2 separate regions of the Homo sapiens genome follow, and region 2 is linked to region 1. The links are chromatin loops, found by intact Hi-C in ENCODE. Cell type or tissue: endothelial cell of umbilical vein. All regions are shown on one strand.

Region 1 (8,000 bases):
ACTTGGCCCAGGAAACCATTTTTCCTCCTAGGCCCCTGGGTCTGTGATGGGAGGGGCTGCTGTGAAAGTCTCTGACATGCCCTGGAGACATTTTCCCCATTGTCTTGGTAATTAACATTCAGCACCTTGTTACCTGTGCAAATTTCTCTAGCCAGTTTGAATTTCTCCCCAGAAAATGGATTTTTCTTTTTTACCATATTGTCAGGCTGCACATTTTCCAAACTTTTATGCTCTGCTTCCCTTTTAAACATAAGTTCCAATTTCAGATAATGTCTCTCAACTTCAAAGTTCCACAGATCTCTAGGGCAAGGGCAGAATGCCACCAGTTGCTCTGCTAAAGCGTAGCAAGAGTGAACTTTGCTCCAGTTTCCAAAAAGTTCTGCATCTCCATCTGAGACCATCTCAGCCTGGACTTCATTGTCTACACTGCTATCAGCATTTTGGTCAAAACCATTTGACAAGTCTCTAGGAAGTTCCAAACTTTCCCACATTTTCCTGTCTTCTGAGCCCTCCAAACTGTTCCAACCTCTGCCTGTTACCCAGTTTCAAAGTCACTTCCACATTTTTTGGTACCTGTATCGCAGTACCCCACTCTCTGCAGTACCGATTTCCTATATTTGCCCATTCTCACACTGCTATAAAGAGCTGCACAAGGCCAGATGCAGTGGCTCATGCCTGTAATCCCAGCACTTTGGGAGACCGAGGCAGGTGGATCATCTGAGGTCAGGAGTTCAAGACCAGCCTGGCCAACACAGTGAAACTCCATCTCTAATAAAAATACCAAAAATTAGCCAGGTGTGGTGGCAGGCACTTGTAATCCCAGCTACTCGAGAGGTTGAGGCAGGAGAATTGCTTGAACCTGGGAGGCAGAGGTTGCAGTGAGCTGAGATTGCTCCACTGCTCTCCAGCCTGGGTGGCAGAGTGAGACGCCATCTAAAAAAAAAAAAAAAAAAAAAAAAAGAACTGCCCAAGACTGGGTAATTTATAAAGAAAAGAGGTTTAAAAGAGGTTTAATCGACTCACATTTGCACATGGCTGGGGAGGCCTCAAGAAACCTACAATCATGGCAGAAGGCGAAGGGGAAGCAAGGACCTTCTTCACTTGATGGCAGGAAAGAGAGAGCTAGCAAGAGCAGGGAAAATTGCTTTATAAAACCATCAGATCTTGTGAGAATTCATTCACAATCATGAGAACAGCACTGGGGAAACTTTCCCCATGATCCAATCATCTTCCACCGTGCAAACACTGCTCACTGCAGCCTCAACCTCCTGGGTTCAAGTGATCCTGCCACCCTAGTCGCCCCAGTAGCTGGGACCATAGGCATACACCACCACAGCCAGCTAATTAAAAAAAAAGTATTTGTAAGGTGGGGGGGTTTCCCTATGTTGCCCAGGCTGTTCTGAAACTCCTGGGCTCAAGAGATCTTCCTGCTTTGGCCTCTTCAAAGTGCTGAGATTACTGGTGTGAGCCCCCACGCCTAACAGAACAAAAATTTTAAATGTGTTTGTTTACCTTCTCGGAGATAAATATGGTTAATGCCTTGGTGTATGTACTTCCAGAATGCTATTTACGTGTACATGTGCACATGAACGTAAGTGCACATCAAACACTTTTTCAGTCATAATCTCATTTCAGTTAAGAATATATCATTAACATCTCTTTAATCGATAAAATTGTTTATTACATAATTTTAAATGGTGTTTAAGTGGAGTCAAGTCACTTTGTTTTTTTTTTTTTGAGACGGAGTCTCGCTCTGTCGCCCAGGCTGGAGTGCAGTGGCGAGATCCCGGCTCACTGCAAGCTCCGCCTCCGGGGTTCACGCCATTCTCCTGCCTCAGCCTCCCGAGTAGCTGGGACTAAGGCGCCGGTCACCATGCCCAGCTAATTTCTTTATATTTTTTTTAGCAGAGACGGGGTTTCACCGTGTTAGCCAGGATGGTCTCAATCGCCTGACCTCGTGATCCGCCCACCTCAGCCTCCCAAAGTGCTGGGATTACAGGCGTAAGCCACCGCGCCCGGCCGTCACTTCTGCCATAAAAACTTTCCCTCATAACATACCAAGAGATACCATTCTTGATAGCCAATAGTAACCAACTTAGCTATCTTCCTTTTCATAGAAAACTTCTTGAAGAGTTATCTACATTTCCCCTCAGTTTTGAGTCTGCTGCAATGTGACTTCTGTCCTTACCCTTTATAGAAACCGTTCTCTTCAAAGTCACCCTTGAGCTCCTTACTGTCAAATTCTGTGAAAACATCTCTTGACTTTGCTTGACTTTCTAGAAGCATCAGACATTGCTGATTACTCCCTCCCTCTTGAAGCCCCTCTCTGGCTGGCTGTTGAGACTTATATTCTTCTGGTTTTCCTTGTACCTCTCCTATCACTGCTGGTTGTTTTGGTGCTTTGGTGAGAGATCCATATACCTTAAATACGGATTTTCTTCAGAGCTCTGTCTAAGCATTTGCCTCAGTTACCTTATCTTCCCTGGGTAATCTCAAACACGTGCAGGGTATCGGCCACCTATGTGCTGATGGCTCCCAAATCTGTCCCTGTGGTGCAGACTCTCTCCTGAGCAGCACACTCATATATAAAAGCATCCTTTGGACATATTAGTTACAGGTTTCACAGACATCTCAAACTCATCTTTTGAAAGTAAACTGTTCTTTATTGCCCTGTCTGCTCTCCTTCTGCCCCTCTTTCTGTGTTCCCTATCTCAGTGACTGGTAGCATCATTTACCAGTTGCTCGTGGAAGAACTTACCTGGGTTTGAAGCCACTTGTACTCCTCCTTTTCTCCCATTCTCCATCTAATTAATCATCAACTTGTGTCTATTTTGCCTCTAAATATCACTTGGATCTACCGAATTCCCTCTATTCTCATTGCTACAACCTGATTTCAGGCCCTTTATATCTTGCTTCATTTCTTACAATAGAAATAATAATATTTTAGATATATTTGGTTAAATCAAATATATTATGAAAATTAATTATCTTTTTTCCTTATATAAATGTAGTTACTAGAAAATTTAAAACAGCATATATGTCTCATATTATATTTCTATTAGATAGCACTGATCTATACCTTGGCTAACTTTCAAACCTCTTTTTATATTACTAACATTTTAGTTTTTAAGTTTAACTGAGCTTAAAATGTATTTAAATTTAATTAATCCAAGGTGCTATTTTGGGTTAATTGGCCTAATACTAGTTACAACATTTTAAGTAAATTTTGTTATACCTAAACTGTCTTTCTTCCGTTCTTCCTTGTTTCCGTCTTTCTTCTCGAAATAAAAGTGCCCTGTCTATTCATATTCTTTCTTGTGCTATAGTATAGCTCATGTAGGCTTCATTATGTAATGGAATGATTTCCTTACACGTCTGTCTTCCTCTCTAGCCCGTGAACTCTTAGTGAGAGAAACCATATCTTAATCATCTTTCCATTCCCAAAACTTAATAGGCACCTATCACATAGTAGCATCTCAATATATAGCTGGCTTTCCATATGCACAGGTTCTACATCAACAGATTCGACCAATCACAGATCAAAAACATTCAAAAATAAAACCAATAATAATAATAATACAACAATAAAAGACCATCCAAATAAAAACAATACAGTATAGCAACTTTTTGCATAGTGTTTACATTGTGTTAGGTATTATAAGTAATCTAGAGATGATTTAAAGTATGTAGGAAGATGTGAATAGGTTATATGCAATTACTATGTCATTTTATATAAGAGATATGAACATCATCGGATTTTGGTATCTGTGAGGATCCTGGGCCAACCTCCTGTGCATACTGAGCGACGACCATATACAGTTTGAGAGTGTGACTCTAAACAAGCAGGACCCTAAAACTTGAATTAATTCTGCCTATTGTAGGCCAAACACTGTCATAGATGACTCTCTCACAATGAAAAACTGTATTTGGAGTTGATATTTTCCCTCCTAAAATGGAAACTTTTTTTGCTTATAAAAGTAATAGCTGACACACTTTCAAGTAATGCAGAAAACAGTATGACAGCCTCCCAGAAAAGCCAAGTGTTGTTATGACCTTAATACAGCTCATTATTACTGTCAAGACATTCTGGTTACTCTACTCTAGGGGGCAGACTTGAACCAGCATTTGGACAGGTAATGCTGGACGCAAGCCTCAGTGTTTGGCCAAAGACAAAATCACTATCGTTACGTTTTTCTTTTCTTTCTTTCTTTCTTTTTTTTTTTTTTAGAGTCTGTCATCCAGCCTGGAGTACAGTGGTGTGATCATAGCTCACTGCAGCCTTGAGCTCCTGGGCTCAAATGATCCTCCCCACTCAGCCTCCTAAAGGGCTGGGATTACAGGTGTAAGCATCAAATCTCTTAAAAGCTTCTTCACTATCATGAGAAAAACATGGGGGAAACTGCCCCCATGATCAAATCACCTCCCACCAGTTCCCTCCCTCAACACGTGGGGATTACAATTCGAGATGAGATTTGAGTGGGGATTCAGAGCCAAACCATGTCAGATGGTAAACAAAAATCAAAGAAAAATATAGCATAATGTCATGAAGAATCAAAAACAGTTAGGAAATAGAGATAACGGGAATGCTTTTTAAGAGTGAGTTTCCAAAAAAGCCTGTCTGATGAGGTGGTATTTGAGCTGAGGTATGAATGAAATGAGGGAAAAGGGTCTCAGGCAGCAGCGCAGCAGTGTAAAGGCACTAAGGTAAGAGCTTGCTTGGCTTCTTTTAAAAATAGCAACATATTCCTGGAAAGGAGTGCATGACAGGTGTGCAATGGAAAACGAAGCTGGAAAATGCAAAGGGTGGATAATCTGTTACCTAGGTGGTTGTTATTCTAAGTGTCATGGGAAGCTATTGGAAGGTTTTGAGTGAATCACATGGTGTGACAATTTCAGGGAGGGATACATCACAGAGGCAATATTGCTATGCCACTTCAGACATATTAGCATGCTGCTTTCCCAAAGTTCCGTCATTAGTCATTGTTAGCTCTGTGGCTAGAAGACAAAGAAGAGTTTCTTGAAGTGGGAAAAGAAATTATGGTACTCTCCTTCTAAGTTGAGAATATCCTCTTGGCAAACAGCATGGTGCATGAATAGGTTTGTTGAATGAGTGAAAGAAATAATGAATGAAACAACAGTGAAGGCATTTTTTTTTTTGAGACAAAGTCTCACTCTGTCATCTAGGCTGAAGTGCAGTGGTGCGATCTCCTCACTGCAACTTCTGTTTCCCGGGTTCAAGTGATTCTCCTGCCTCAGCCACCCTAATAGCTGGGATTACAGGCATGCCCCAACATGCCTGACTAAGTTTTCTATTTTTGGTAGAGATGGGGTTTTGCCATGTTGGCCAGGCTGGTCTCGAACTCCTGGCCTCAAGTGATCAGCCCAGCTTGTCCTCCCAAAATGCTGGGATTACAGGTGTGAGCCACCATGCCCAGCCAGCAAAGCCATTTCTTAAGTATTATAAACATCTTGAAACAGTTTCCTCTCTGCTTTGCTAATTCATGGATATTTACTAAGGGCTGCATGTACTGCAGCGTAATAGGTGGGGCACACCAAGATGAGTGAGACACAGTCCTTGCCTTCAAGGAACTTCAATTTTTGTTGGAAAAATAGACATATACACAAAACAGAATGCTTATATTGAGATTTTGGCTGAGGCATCAAGATACACAGCTGTCCTTCACTATCCATAGGGGATTGATTCCAGGACCCCCTGTGGATACCAAAATCCATGGATGCTCAAGTTTCCTATATAAAATGGTGTAGCATTGGCATATAACCTATGCATATCGTTCTGTATACAGTTGACTTTTGAACAATGTTGGCTTAAACTGTGCAGGTCCACTTATAAGCAGATGTTTTCAACCAAACACAGATGGAAAATACATTATTGAGGAATGTCAAACCAGTGTATATGGAGCACCAACTCTTCTTATACGTGGGTTCCAAAGGGCTGACTTCAAGACCTGGAGTATGCATGGCTTTTGGTGTACTTGGGAGTCCTGGAACAAATCCCCCACATATAACAAGGAATAATAACTGTACTTTTAATCATTTCTAGGTTGTTTATAATACCTAATACAATGTGAATGCTATATAACTAGTTGTTATACTGTATTATTTAGGGGATAATAAAAAGAAAAACAAATTTGTGGATGTTCAGGGCAGACACAACCATTTATCTTTTCTCAAATATTTTTTCATGGTTGGTTGAATCCCTGGATGTGGAACCCACAGATACAGAGGGCTGACTGTAACAGATGCTATGTACCAAAATTAGGAGTTTTGCAAAATTGATAAAATACCTAAATGTAAACCTGAAACTATAAATTTCCTAAAAGAGAACAAAGGGAAAAAGTTTTTGGACACTGGCAGTGGCAGTAATTTTTTGGATATCATACCAAAAGCTCACTATAAAAGCAAAAATAAATAAATGGGACTATATCAAACTAAAAAGCTTCTGCATAGCAAAGGAAACAACAAAATGAAATGGCAACCTACAGATTGGGAAGAAATATTTGCAAACTATATATGTATAAGGGGGTTTAAGCTGCCATATGAAGAAGCCCGTGGGGAAGGAATTGAGGGTGACCTCTTGCCAGTAGTCATCAAGGAAATGCCCTCATTCTGAAAACCTGCAAAGAACTGAATCCTGCTAACAGCCATGTGAACTTGGAAATGGATCCTTCTTTAATCGAGCTTCACATGACTGACAACTTGATTGCAGCCTTGTTGATAAATACCTAGGCAGGTAGGGGTGGGTCCCCGGTGAAATTCAACCTTCAAGTCAGAAACAGTCCCAGGTAAATCCTTGAACCAGATTGAGAACCCGCCCTCCTGTTTGGCGTGCTTTCCTCTGATTGATACTCAGCCTTCAACTATTTTACATATACCTACCCTTTCCTAATTGGTTTCCTACACTATCATGCCCATTTTTAAGTGGTGTCTTTGACTTTTTTGCATACTCACAAGCTAATCAGCACGCACTCCCTATTCTGAGCCCATAAAAAGCCCTGGGCTCAGCCATATTGGAAACTCTCTTACCTTCAGGCAGGGGAACTACCCCTGTGTAACTTCCCCACTAAAAGCTGTTTCATCACTCAGTAAAACTTCCTGCCTTGCTCACTCTTCCAGTGTCCATGTATCTACTTCTTCCTGATTGTGAGACAAGAACCCAGACCAAGCTGAACCTTAGTTCAGAGCAAAAAATTCTGCATCATTTTGGAGGCTTGTCTGGCATTTGTCAGAAGGTTGAGTAAAATGTGGACCCAACAATCTCTTTCACTTTTGTTTCTGAGCTTTCTTATCCTCAGACTTTTTCGGAAGGCAGGGGATACTGCAACCTGCCCCCTGCCCCCCTGTTGCTCTCAGGGGTCAGGAATGTTGGCCTTTGTCCAACCCAGTCTTTTCTATGGCATTTTCCTTCTTTTTTCAGGACTGTAATGGCACCTATCTTTTAGTGGGCATGTTCCACCCCCACCCCAATGGCCACAGGCATGCACACAAGACAGATTGGCAAGCTCCCTGCCCTGCTCCCCTCCTGGCTGGGGCACACAGCACAAGGGTCCCTCATGGCTGGCTGGCCAGCATTTCTCACTTGCCGTCCCCTCCTGCTAGGTGCCCAAGGAGTCTTTCCTCCCCTTGCTGAGCCAAGAAGGAGGAGACAGCAATTAAAAGTTTCTTTTCCTGTTGAAGAAACCCACTTGCATAAGAATAAATAAGAGGTTTCTACCCAAGGCATCTTCCCAGCCCTGAACTTAAGCTTTTTTTTCTTCCTTTTCTCCACCCTGTCAGCAGTTAACACAGCCCTGTAGATATAGGGAGTTTTCTATGCAAGAGTTTTTTTTCCTCCTTTTGGAAGGCATCTTGTTAGGCCACAGGACACCCTTTTTCGCTCCCTTGTTTGAAGAGGACCCAGCTCCTCAGCTTTACCTTAGCATTTGGCTTATGGTAAGGAGGCAGCAGAGGAGCAGTCCCGCTGGCTGCTGGCTGCAGTCTGG
Region 2 (8,000 bases), 430 kb after region 1:
TTGAACCTAGGTTTTACATATATTACCTGGTTTAATTGTCATGAAAACATCTTAGCTGGTAGAAATTATTAATCTCATTTTACAAATGTGAAAATGGAGTTTCAGAACATTCACTTAACTTGCCCAATATCACCCAGCTACTGACTTTTACCAGTGGCGGTGGCAGAATCGAAATACAAAGACAGACTCCTCTGGCTCTACTTTAAACAGCCGCTGTAAGTGGGGCAGCAGATCAAGTACAGTATACTACTATATACAGTAATGAGAGTGAATGGGAGAACTACATGTATCAATGTGGATAGATTTTAGAAACAAAATATCAAATAAAAACAAATTACAGATTGGTGCATATAGTTTCCTATCATTTACATAAATATTCAGACGTATGAAATATGTTACCAAATATTATTCCTGGCACTGTAAAGGGATAACAAATACTGAAAGGATACAACATTTCTGATAGTGCTTTAACTCCCAGTGAGCAGGTGATGAGAAAAATAGGATTTGAGATGGGGTCAATAGGTAAACTTCATCTGCTTTTTATTTTTAATTAAACACTGAATTAATAGAATGAAATAGTAGCTGCCATGTTATGATGATGGAAACATACGCATTGGGTAAACTATTTTTGGGTCTTTTTTATATCTTAACATTTTCCTCAAAAGGTTAGTACCTTTCCTCCACTCCTTACATCAGCAAAATTAAATGGAGTAAGATTAAGGTTACTTGCTTTTATTTAAAGCTTTAAAAAATCAGGAATTTTGCTCATTCTGAAAACATTTATTGAGCATTCTCTAAGTGTCAAGCCTAAGCTCTTGGTGATGCAAAACAATCCCAGTATCTAGAGATGAGTATCAAAACTGGCTACGTAATTTGTGGGGCTCAATAAGAAATGAACACGTAGACTCTGTTCAAAAGTTATTAGGAATCTTAAGACAGTGACAGCAGAGCATTAAACCAAATTTGGGCTCTTCTAAGTTGGGGGTCTGGTGCACAGGTAGTATGCCCATGAAGTCAGCAGGGGGTTTGTAGTTTAATAAATAGAGAGAGAGATGAGATGCATTTGTATATTCAGCCTACTTTCTTACTAGGCACAAACCACTGAAAGGCTTGCCATCATTGATTAGCTTGCTCCTTTCTAGTGAAAGCTGTGCTCAGGGCTCCATTCCCCCATTCCAAAGTAGCAGAAAACAGAATGAGTGAAGGAGGCTGTTCCAGCCTAAACACTAACTGCTACTGGAAACAAATGTTATATTATTGAATTGTAATAGAATGTAATAGAAGTCCTTTGTGTCCTGTGAGTCAAAATATCAGTGATTTATGAAATGCATTTCTTGACAAATACGCTGCATGAAATTTTTATTGTTATTTTTTCCCCGTCCTGGCTCTTAGAGAAATGTTAAGAAGCTAAAATCAGACCAGATGGGCCAACAAAATTATGCATCTCTAGTAGATACATTTCTGAGGACTTAACTGCTTTCATGATGCAGGAGTCCTGTTGCTAACAGAACTACTGAAGGTCAGATTCAAGGCTTTGCAGTCAACTTGATCTCACATAACCTGCTTATAAATAAATGAGACAGAAATGTTTTGTTCTTTAAAAAGAACCCTAAACTTCACCATGGTTTAAAAATCCAGAGTGTAAATCTTTTCCATTTTGATCACAAAGCATTTGAAATACCCTCTTATCCCAAGTTTTTCAGGAAAATAAAGGCTTAGGCATTTTGCCCTTCTTCTCCTAGTTAGGTTTGTCCTTTTCAACACTGTCTCCGTTGATACTTGTATATTATAGGCAAATTCCAATTTTGTTTTATAGCACTATCATTTTTTTTCAAGCAGAGAGATTAGGCCACTTAACTATACTTAAAGTGGTGAAGTAAATTTTCATTGATTTTAAAACAAAATATAGGTCTTATGATAATAAACAGTTCTTTATAACCCAGTACACAGTAGGTGCTCCATAAATATTTGTGGAATGAATATGTGGTGCTCTAAGGGTCATTTAAAAATTAGACTATAATATCTCTAAGTAACCAATTATTCAATTCCAAAGACATATTGATTTAAGCCATTAGGTCTACAATTATATTTTGCAACACATCATTGCATAACGCACCACTCCTACAGAACCAAAGCAAACTGAAGCCAAACACAATAAATTTCTGCATTATACATTTGCACAGGGCTTATGATTTTTATTTACCTATTCCATTTAATCCATACAATAAACTCTGAGCAGAGAAAGAATTATCATACAAGGAAAAGAGAGCCCAAGAAGTGTCTAAGCCCTGATAATCAGTGACAGACCCAGGCAAATGCCAATTTCTGACTCCTAATCTAATGCCTTTTGTACTGCACTGGACTCTTTCAACTGTGGTGCTAGGCAAAAGACATGGAAAAAGATGGAAAAATGAACCAGAATGGAAGAAAAACAAAAGTAATCAGCATTTCACATTATTGAAGGCTTTTTAGTTTTTGTTTTAATGTGTATTTACCATAACATATAGTCACAGTCTTGTCAAACGTTAGTTGACCCTTTTTCTGTGAATGATTAAAATTGAGCACAAGTGCACACAGAGGCAACAAGTCTATTAAAAATACAGGTAGTAGTCTATGAATGTCATCAGACTAGACTTCTAGAAAGCCTGCCTTCAGCAATTTCAATTTTAAGAACAAGAGCATCTCATATCCTAATTAAGAGGTAAGAAACTGTTGAAGGTAGCATTTGGTTCAACTGGCATTATTCTGTGCTTGGGCCACCTGAATAGTCTCAATACTGCCAATAATTGTTGTTATAGCATTGAAAAATCCACAGCTCCTCAAAATGTAGCAGAAAGGCAGGTAGTAGCTTGACTCGGATTTTAGTCAGCTGCAAACTAGTAGCATGACCTTGGGAGGGGGGCATCTCTCCACCCTCTTAAGCATCAATTTCTCAGAGAGGGACTGGACTCCACTATCTTTTAGATCCTTTGTTTCTAAAAATTTATTCCAGCAACATATTGGATATTCTATTCTAACAAAATACCTGAGACAGAAGTAGAAACTCCATAAACTGAATTTATGATGTAACTGGTAGTGAATTACACTAAGTGAAGAAATTGAACACCAAACTAAGCTTAGTCCTTCTACGAACTACCCCAGCTTAATGTACATGGTTGACTGTCTTTTGGGTTTTCCATACTTCCTTCAGGAATGCTTTTATTTCTATGTGATTAACTACTTTTACATTTCCTAAAACATCTATTTCCCACATTTTTGACTCTTCATGTCAAAGAACACATCCTGACACTGTCTTTGTCAGTGTTGCTTCTTGCTTTACTGAGACTGTAACTACTGAGAAAAATTCTGCCCTCATTCCCTTCCTCTAAAGGGTCTCTCTTCCCCTTCATTCTCTCTTTGTCCCACTCTGATTTCAAGGGAAAAAGCATTCTCATCTTCTCAAAGATAAGCTTCTCAATAATTGTATTCCACTTCCTTATTCCACCAGATCTCCAACCTTTCCCTTGATTCCTTACGGACCTTCCCGAGTCTAAAAGTTGTTTAGATATCTTTCATTCTACCCCAACAAAATTAAAACTAGTACTTTTCTCTTAAACCTGCCACTATATTTTAACATGAAATTTCTTAATAATCTGTCTTCTCCCACTTTCTTACCACTCAAAATGTCTCTATTTCTTTGCAATCTGTTGGCTGACCTCTTTATTATAGTAAAACCTTATGACCAAATTACTTAATCCTCTGTGAATTTCATAACTAACTTAAAATCTACTCTTCATTTTCTTTTCCAAATCTGTTTCTCTTGTGATCCCCATTTCTGATGACTTCAGAGTCCTTTCTCCCCTCATGTCCAATCAGTTGTCAAATCCAAGTATATTTTCTTACATGAATTCTCTTCCACTTGCCTCTCCACTATTCCAAGGTAGCATGTGAGCCCCAGTTTAGGTCATTAATATCTTTGGACTCGTGATAATTTTCAAACTGGTCAACTTTTTTTTTTTTTTTGTAGACCACAAAATCCACTTTTATTTGGTAGTTTTACATCTATAGCCAAATAGAAAGCAATGGGTTGACACAGTAATCTAGAGATTACCTCTGGAAAAAAGTAACGTGAGTCTGTCTAACCACATTTTCCTAACTCAACAGTAGGATCATGATAAGGCAAATGCAAGTTATTTTTACCATGATTCTCAAATGTGAATTGAATTCTGACTCATCACAAACTGGTCAACTATTTCTAAGATCTCCTTTCTTCGTATAGTATCACCCACTGGTGGCTGGTTTAAGTACAACAAAAGAAATGTTTCTACTGATATTAGTGCTATCTGAAATGGAATGGCTTGCCTGAAGTTGGCAATTATAACATAAAGTAAATAATATCAAAGCAATGAGAAGGCTAGCAGGAGACAGTATAATTTTGAGTATTCACTGCATGCTAGACACTGCATTAACCATTTTACATGTGTCATCTTACTAAATTTTGACAACCCTATGATATTACTTACCCCCTTTTGCAGATAAGAAAACCAAGACTAAAAGCATTTAAGCAACCCATGCAAAGCAACTAAGATGATAATAGAGCAGAGTTTTGAACTCGGGTAAGTCAGTGTGACCAGAATTTGTATCTTCAACATCCATGCTATGATGCCATCCCTGGAGATGCTCACTGTGGACTCTGGATGGGAGATGTTGCAAAGAAGCTTCAAGAGCTGAATAGACTGGCTAGATGATTTTTAAATCCTCTTCTTGACATCCCACTTGCATATTCACTTATATGTTGAGAACTACTATTGTAAAATACAATGCTGGGTTCTGTGTGAGATGGAAGCAAGTGGTATTCTGCAGTTTCAAAAGTGAGCTTGCACTCTAATGAAGGAGGTAGACATGCATATGTGTATGACTGAAGAAGGCAGAATGGAAAGCACACAGCATAGAGCTGGGGCTGGGTGTGGCACTATCCAGCCTGAAGCTGAGAAATGGACACGCTGCATTTTAAATCCCATTCCATTGACGTCGTTTACTTCAGGACATACTACCCAGGCCCCTGGAAAGCAGCGTGGATTGGATTTACACCTCATTTCATGAGCATGACTCAGATATGCATTGAGGTATATTTCTTGAGAGATTCTATGACTTATTTTCCTAGACAGTGGGGAGCTGGTGGCAATTCCTCAGTAGGTAAATAAAGTTGAGTAGTAATGAAGGAAGCTAGAATTACCAGCGTGGAAGAATAAGTCACAGAGAAACTGGAGGGAGGCATCTCAAGGTATACTCCAGATGTGAGATAACAAGGAAAGGAATCACACACACACATAAAAACCAGAACAGATTAAAGTTACAGTTCTAAGAAAGAATTGATGAAACCAGACTCCTTATAGGATATGGGTACCAAAGAAAGCGAAAAAAGTTAAAACTGATTTTTCAAAAGTGAGAATAAAGTGATGGGAAAAGTATTCTTTTAATAGTATAGAAAGTATGAATTTAGTCTGAGTGTGAGGTGCCAATCACAGTTACCTGGTTATTGTGATGAAAATATTCCATGGACAACTGAAAACATATTCTTAGTAATTTGTAAATGGGCCCAGGTCAGAGATTCAACCCTGGAAGTCATTTACATACTTGCCACTTCTGTTCTCTGTAGAACAGCAACAAAAGCAATTTCTGAGAGCTTTTAAAAATGCAGATTCTCAGGCTCCTTCTCAGGCCTACTGAATCAGAATCTGCATTTTAGTAAGGTTCCCTACATGACTTGCATGCACAAAGTTTGAGAAGCACTGTTGTGCATAGAGGGGATTGTTAAAGACTAGACATAGATAAGAAGGGTACTGCAGGTAAGATAGAACATGATTCCACATTTAGGAGATATAATAAGGAGTGAGCAAAGGAGAAAAGGAAAGGTGTGATGGTTAATAGTGAGTGTCAACTTGATTGGATTGAAGGAAGCCAAGTATTGATCCTAGGTATGTCTGTGAGGGTGTTGCCAAAAGAGATGAACATTTGAGTCAGTGGACTTGGAAAGGCAGACCCACCCTCCATTTGGGTGGACACCATCTAATCAGCTGACAGCATAGCTAGGATAAAGCAGGCAAAAGAAGTTGGAAGGACTAGACTGTCTGAGTCTTCTAGCTTCCATCTTTCCCCTGTGCTGGATGCTTCCTCCCCTCAAACATCAGACTTCAAGTTTTCAGCTTTTGGATTCTTGGACTTAATGACAGTGGTTTGCCAGGGGCTCTTGGGTCTTCAGCCACAGACTGAAAGCTGCATTGTCAGCTTCCCTACTTTTGAGGTTTTGGGACGCGGACTGGCTTCCTTGTTCCTCAGCTTGCAGACGGCCTGTTATGAAACCTCAACTTGTGATTCTGTGAGTCAATACTCCTTAACAAACTCCCCTTCATGTATATACATCTCTCCTATTAATCCTGTCCCTCTAGGAAACCCTAATACAAATGGTTAAAGGGGCAAGAGGAAAATCTAAATAAAAATGTCAAAGAAAGAAAGAGTTTAAGAATAGGTTAAGAAGGATAAGGACTGAGAAAACTCTACTGGGTTTAGTAACTAATTGGTCATTAGTGACCACCAAGAGACATTTCAGTGGAACAGTGGAAAAGGGATGGCAACTAGTGAGAAGGGATGAGGACTGTGCAGATGGTGCAGAATTCAGAATGTGGGAGCCATAACTCTGAAAAGTTTGGAAATTAAAAGAGACTGAAAAGTAGCTTAGAATACATAACAGGATCAACAGAAGGCTTTGTTTTCAGGGAGAGAAACTTTGAGCATGCTTGCCAGCAGGAGGCAGGGCACCACTGCCTGTGAAAGGGCAAATGGAAGAGAGAGGGGATCACTGGAGAAGCAAAGGCTTAGACGACATGGGAAAGATGGGATCATGAGCACTGTCTGAAGTCAGAATTGTGTTTCTTGGAAAGAAGAGAAGAGAGGTAAAGATAAATTCAGGATGAGGAAAGAGTGAGTTGATAAAGGATAGTCTAGATTTCCTCAGTACTGTGGAAGGTAGAATAGATTGGGGGAAGAAAATAGCAGGGAATGTAGCCAGGATGCTGTTGCCAGAATCCAGGGTAAGGTGAGGCATGCTTGGATTGGGAACATTAGTGTGAAATGGACAAGGAGAAGACACAGATGCAGATATGGGTACATCTCAAAAGAAAAACGAATGTATCTTCGGGCCTTCATAAACGATAGTAGGTGAAAAATAGAAAATAAATGAAGTTTTAAATTAGAGCCAATGGGACAATGATACTACTTTAGAAAGCAATACAGAGACAAGTGAGGTGATATTTCAAGAGAAAAAGTCTGAGTTTAATCTTGTCATGTTGAGTTTGAGGTAATGGTAACACATAAAAGTGAGAATGTTGATATCTCACTGGTTATTTCATTCAGCATGTATTTACTTGGGGCCTCCTATGTTCCTGATGCTCTTCGGGGGACCAGGAAGTAACGGTGGGCAAGATACTCCCTGTCTTCACCGAGCTTAAAACTTACACGGCAAGACAGACAGGTAACAAGGCACTGGGGTCAATCAGGTGAGAATTCAGACACTGAAGATACTCGCTTCTTACAAACTTGGGGGCGGAAAAAAGGCAAGAGAGTCTGCTCTGGACTGGCCAAAAAGGAGAGCCCTCATTCTACGTTAAGAGTAAGTAAACACGGCCGGGCGCGGTGGCTCACGCCTGTAATCCCAGCACTTTGGGAGGCCAAGGAGGGCAGATCACGAGGTCAGGAGATCAAGAACATCCTGGCTAACACGGTGAAACCCCACCTGTACTAAAAATACAAAAAATTAGCTAGGCATGGTGGCCGGTGCCTGTAGTCCCAGCTACTCGGGAGGCTGAGGCAGGAGAATGGCGTGAACCCGGCAGGCGGAGCTTACAGTGAGCCGAGATCGCGCCTCTGCACTCCAGCCTGGGCGACAGAGCGGGATTCCGCTTCAAAAAAAAAAAAAAAAAAAAAAAAAAAAACAGAAAAAAAAAACACAAGATGAGAATGTT

Evidence for each region. Hi-C counts contacts between places; a loop is a spot of excess contacts. Peaks named below come from ENCODE experiments on the same cell type or tissue, not always from the same donor. Only the 100,000 strongest peaks of a DNase experiment are listed, where the experiment ranks them.
Region 2: a loop joins it to region 1, with 20 times the contacts of the local background. A loop is called at or near these places in 4 of 110 quality-filtered maps.

The regions. Positions count from the first base shown.
Region 1 is chr3:100,459,010-100,467,009 of GRCh38, forward strand. No RefSeq gene overlaps it. Among named protein-coding and RNA genes, the nearest start is that of TMEM45A, 30 kb to the right of the region's middle. RefSeq lists enhancers at 6,976-7,285, 7,015-7,515. In endothelial cell of umbilical vein, a CTCF peak has its summit at 4,097 (motif pointing right); a DNase peak (open chromatin) is centred at 4,112; H3K27me3 peaks cover 515 bases.
Region 2 is chr3:100,886,998-100,894,997 of GRCh38, forward strand. The region is part of intron 4 of ABI3BP (ABI family member 3 binding protein); the gene reads right to left. Among named protein-coding and RNA genes, the nearest start is that of ABI3BP, 100 kb to the right of the region's middle. In endothelial cell of umbilical vein, a CTCF peak has its summit at 6,786 (motif pointing right); DNase peaks (open chromatin) are centred at 4,264 and 6,794.